Linked DNA regions of Homo sapiens: region 1 is linked to region 2. A link is a loop called in an ENCODE intact Hi-C map of the cell type or tissue named here. Cell type or tissue: mammary epithelial cell. All regions are shown on one strand. Links, peaks and the distances in the headings refer to the core of each region. The heading gives the core; the rest is flanking DNA.

The links. A loop is a pair of places that touch in the nucleus more often than their neighbours do. Peaks named below come from ENCODE experiments on the same cell type or tissue, not always from the same donor. Only the 100,000 strongest peaks of a DNase experiment are listed, where the experiment ranks them.
Region 1: a loop joins it to region 2, with 4 times the contacts of the local background. A loop is called at or near these places in 2 of 110 quality-filtered maps.

Annotation. Positions count from the first base shown.
Region 1 is chr5:153,424,664-153,427,484 of GRCh38, reverse strand. No RefSeq gene overlaps it. Among named protein-coding and RNA genes, the nearest start is that of GRIA1, 65 kb to the left of the region's middle. In mammary epithelial cell, for the core only: a CTCF peak has its summit at 1,366 (motif pointing right); no DNase peak of the experiment used is centred there.
Region 2 is chr5:152,531,563-152,534,383 of GRCh38, reverse strand. No RefSeq gene overlaps it. Among named protein-coding and RNA genes, the nearest start is that of NMUR2, 130 kb to the right of the region's middle. In mammary epithelial cell, for the core only: a CTCF peak has its summit at 1,574 (motif pointing left); no DNase peak of the experiment used is centred there.

The sequences.
Region 1 (2,821 bases), core at 271-2,770, 890 kb before region 2:
ATAAGGAAATTGAGACTCCAGGAGCCTAAGCAACTTGCCCAAAGTCACATAGCCAGTCTTCTAACAGTTAAGCTTAGAGACAGGGTCAGCTCTAAATCACCCTGTTGAGTAAGTATGTCATTGCTGCTTCCCTGAGAGCAACTCAAGTCCAAGATTTCCCATTGTTCAAATGTGATTTTTAAAATTCCTGCTTTGCCTACATTATAGTATTGATGTAAGTATAAAATTCAGGACAGAAATGGATAGCACTTTAGAAATGAAAAAAATTGTTGTACAAATGCAAGGTCTTATTACTTTACTTGGCTGCAGAATTCAAACGGACCAGGAGAATGCATCTTGATTGGAATAATCTCTGTGATAACAGCTTCAGTCAATCTTTGGAAAGATGGTACTCTCTGAGAGCTCTGTCCATCTCCTCAAATAAGAACTCTTATAACATTCACGAAAGACAGGCAACATTAAGCCATTTGAACTGCATTTGTAATTTCCCAGATGGGTCAATCCAGAAACCAAAGCCCAATTTTAGAGCTTTAATGTTGTTAAAAGAATCTAATTCATCTCCCTTATTTTACAGATGTGGAAACTGAGGTCTATAGAAAACTCAGTGAAAGTCAAAACCGTTAGGCAAGTCACAATTGTATTTCTTTTCATCTCTCTTTCTTCTCTTCCCCCAAATCTCAACCTAGGATGTTTTTCAGAATTTTTTTTTTCCACCTATATAATCCCTAAATTCCTAAAACTGATATTAAAGTTCGAGGCCTCTCGAAACTTAAGAGGAGCACTTTGTGGGCATTTGTCTTAGGGAAAAGGAGAGATCCTTTGGGGTTATTAGACAGAGCCATATGGACTCTGTAGGTTTTCTGGGCAAAGCGTTTTGTGTGTTTCCCAGTGTCCATGAACTTGGAGGCTGGGTTGTAAAGTGGAGTCACAGGGTGGAAAGGAAATAACATGAGTAAGAGCCTTTACTAAGAGCATCTCCTCTTTGCAGCGTGTTCTACCTGCATCCCCAAAAGCTCAAGCTACAACCATCCCCCTAGGTGTGGGCCAAATACTGCCTACAGATTCTATTTTTCCTCCCCAGTATTTGCAATTTTATCTTATACAACCAATAGTGCCTTCCAGAAAAGATAAACAATATGTAAGTTTATAAAATGAACCATGAAAACTGCTCACCAGAGTTCCACCCTCACCACCCTCACAACTCACTTTTCCTTCAAGTGAGTAGTTCAATGTGCATACTTCCAGGTTCTTGGTGCACCTTCACTGGCAAGGGAGGGAGATACAGAACCCAAATACCTAGAATGACCAAGAAGTAGTATAAATATGCTAAGCAGGGGTGTTTGAAGTACATGCCCTGTCTGTAGGGGGCGCCACAACCTTGCTCCCAGGAATTGCTGCTTCCTGGGAATGCAGAGCCCCCAGCATTGTTTAAGATGCTTCAGTTTCTTAAGCCTAGCACCAAATTCAGACTTTTTCATAAAAGCTTCTGACTTTAAGATATTAGCAATGAATTCTAAATTTTTAGAAGTGCTACTAGGCCATATAAGACATTTGTAAGCCAGATACAGCCCACAGATTTACAACCTCGGACTTAGGAACAGATGTACATAAATAGGAGCACACTTTGTACATGTCTTGTGATTGCTTATTGCCTCCAACTCCATACTATTGGTACTGATCTTTCTTCTTTATTATTATTTAACTTTTAAGTTCAGGGGTACATGTGCAGGTTTGCTATATAGGTAAACTTGTATTGTGAAGGTTTGTTGTACAGATTATTTTGTTACCCAGGTATTAAGCCTAGTACTCATTAGTTATTTTTCCTAATCCTCTCCCTCCTCCCACCCTCCACCCTTCAAAAGGCCCCAGTGTGTGTTGTTTACCTCTCTGTGTCCATATGTCTCATCATTTAGCTCCCACTTATAAATGAGAACATGCAGTGTTTGGTTTTCTGTTCTTATATTAGTTTGCTAAGGATAATGGCCTCCAGCTCCATCCATGTTCTTGCAAAGGACATGATCTCATTCTTGTTTATGACTGCATAGTATTCCATGGTGTATCTGTACCGTATTTTCTTTATCCAGTCTACCACTGATGGGCATTTAGGTTAATTCCATGCCTTTGCTATCGTGACTAGTGCTGCAACAAACATGCATGTGCGTGCATCTTTATGATATAATTATTTATATTTCTTCAGGTATATACTCAGTAATGGGATTGCTGAGTCAAATGATAGTTCTGTTTTTAGGTCTTTGAGGAATTGCCACAGCATCTTCCACAATGTTTGAACTAATTTCACTCCCACCATAAGTGTTCCTTTTTCTCCACAGCCTCACCAGCATCTGCTATTTTTTGACTTTTCATAGTAGCCATTCTATCTGGTGTGAGATGGTGTCTCACTGTGGTTTTGATTTGCACTTCTGTAATTATCAGTGATGTTGAGCTTTTTTTTCATATGATTCTTGGCTGCCTGTATGTCTTCTTTTGAAAAGTGTCTGTTCATGTTCTTTGCCCACTTTTATGGGGTGTTTTTTTTCTTGCAAATTTAAATTCCTTGTGGAAGCCAGATATTAGATTTTTGTCATCTGCATAGTCTGCAAAAATTTTTTCCCATTTTGTAGATTGTCTGTTCACTATGTTGATTGGTTCTTTTGCCGTGCAGAAGCTCTTTTGTTTAGTTAGATCCCAGTTGTCAATTTTTGCTTTTGCTGCAATTGCTTTTAGTATCTTTGCCCCTTCCTATGTCCAGAATAGTATTGCCTAGGTTGTTTCCCAGGGATTTTATAGTTTTGGGTTTTACATTTAAGCCTTTAATCCATCT
Region 2 (2,821 bases), core at 201-2,700:
GAGTTCACACTATACCAGAAGCAAGACAAAAAAAATGTCAGCAAAAGACAAATAAAAGATCTAGCACAGTCTCTTTGAATAATAATACGCTGGATTGATACTTCCTGTTTACTTTTAAAACCCCTTATATTCAGAACTGGACTGGGAACAGAAAATTTAAGTTCTTATATCATCCATCCCTCAACCAAATGACATTGAATACATCCCTTAAAATTTATAATTCTCAGTTTCTTCATCCATAAAACGAGTCAGTCAAACTGAAGTCCCTCTTGGCTCTAAAGTAATGTGATTTTATAGTATGCCTCAAGGTCTTTTAGGTACTTCGAGCAGTGGTTAAATGATCAGGTTCTGGGTTTGAATCTCAGCTTTGCTATTTACTGCTTGTATGACCTTGAACAAATTAATTATTCTCTCTGGGTCTCACTTCCCTAATCTATGAAACTGAAATAATAATAACCTACCCTACAAATTTTGGAGATTAAAGTAATGCATTTAAAGTACTTCAAACTTAGTTCCTAGACCCTAGTTACAGCTCAGTACATAGAAATTATTATCAACACCATTATAGGTTTTTTAAAATTTATTCCACACCCATTAAATGTCTGGCATAGTGTTCAGTGAACAGGTGCTGATCTGGGTATATCTCAGGCCTATGTTCACTTCACTTCCAGATAAATATTCCTTAAATAATACAAAACTATTGCCTTTTAATCATTAACCTTATTTTGACTTCTTATGCCTAGTGCTATACAGAAACTTATTTATTCAAAGACTTAATGTAGTACTTAAGTGCTAGACACTTTTCTAAACACTGTAAAAATATAAACTCAATCTTTCCATAATCCTATGAGTTGAATATATTATCATCTCACTTTCTCTATGAGGAATTTGAGTTGGTAACATGCCCCAGAGTATGTTCCAACAACTAGTATGTGCCACAGCTGGGATTTGGACTCAGGTGGCCTGTCTGTAAAAACTGTGTTTGTCCCACCAGGCCACACTGCCAGCCTTACACGCTACCATTCTTGGACTTATCCCATCTTGAATGGTTAACTAGTCTCTTCCCATTCTTCTGAAAAGTCCAGGCATTTCACTCATTTACGTTGCTGTACATTTAACTCTGCCTTCCTTCCCACCCCTTTCTAACCATCAAGTGGCGTCTTCCAGGTTCAACGCTCTACAGACCCAAATCTAAGACATCCATCAAGACTTCTTGCAATTTTCTCCCTTTCGATGTTGTCAGCTGTTTCTTCCGCTCACTCTGATGTCTTCTGTCTTGGTCTATTTCACTTGCAAGCAAAAGGGATGGGTAACATGTAATTTTTTGCACATGACTCCTCCTGCACATCCCACTAAACTGTAATTACCAAGAGACCAGGGTCTGTAGGATTCTTTCGCATTTTGTTCTCATGGTTGGTGGTCTGTCTCAAAACAGCCCTAGAAATTCCCTTATAAGCTAAAACATTAGGATGTATAGCATTTATTCGATCCCATTTTCTCCTCAAAGCAAATCTGACAACAGATACAATAGTCTTATTTGGCATAAGCTAGCCTACAGTGACATCTGGTGGCTATATTCTTAAAAGGTTTACAAACATTCACTAAAAGGGTAAGGTTTGTTCCTTAAGGAAAAGTTGCATTATCTATCAAAGCATGTGTCAGAACTGAGCTACCCACCAAGAGGGCAGGAAGAATCTGGTGAGATCTACACTCAGTCCTGAAGTACGGAGCACCTCCCCTCAGAAGGAGAAAGCACAGAAACTGAGGACAACTACACAGAAGTTGAAGTTCTGTGTTCCAGTCCTGACTGTTAGTGCCTGGAGAGTAGACAGGCCTCTGTTTCTCTCTGGGCCTTGGTTATCTATTTTGTTTTAATGATGGAAATAAACTCAGCCTCTAAGTTCTTTCCTCCCTAATAAAACAGAATATAATCTACAAATAAATACATACAATTTCTCTCAAATATCTAGTGCCAAGTAAAGTTAGTTATGATTTCTCATTTAAACATCACCTGTCTTATACAAGTACATCATAGAATTAGCCAAAATTAAGAGGCTAAAATCTCTCTCATACCAGTAGTAACAATAGTACCATTCACAAGAGTAATAATAACCGCTAACAATGCTATGTAATATGTATTCTTGTATGTATAACCTCATACTGTTAGACACAACTGAGGAGCCTTAAGCAGCAGACAGTCCCAGATGGCATCTTATGACTCAGGATGCCTCTGCGGAAGAGGTTGGGTCTACACAAAAGCCTCATAGGGCCGGCCTTCATAGCTGGAGAGCATCAACATGGGATTACAACCCCGTCTGTCCTATAAGACTTTAATGCCTCTTCTCTTATCTCACAGCCCTACCTGTAGTCATACAGGAGGCAGAGCAGTCCTGTTAAGCACAAGTGAGCAAATGTCCAAGCTGTCCAACCATCCCTCGCCTTCTCCATTGGTAACCAAGCCTGGATTAGGCTCAACAGAAAAGGGGTAAAGGCAAAAACTGGAAGAACTCTTGAAGCTGATATTAGACTGGATGCCTGGAAAAGGATGCCTGGATGCCTGGAGAAGTTTATTACTACTACAAGTGACATCAGAAGCTATGGAATATACTCAAGGTACTGTCAGGGCTATAGAAAGGCGGTTTGACACAGTACAGAGTAACAGCAATAGTAAAAGAATAAAGTTGCTTTCTGTTGGAGGTTTACTTAATCTGCCTCATTCAATAACCATATTTACTATTATGGACTGAATAGAATTGCCCATTTTGAATGACGGGTAAGCAGAAGAAATAACCTAATACAGAACCTCTGAAAGAATGAAAGA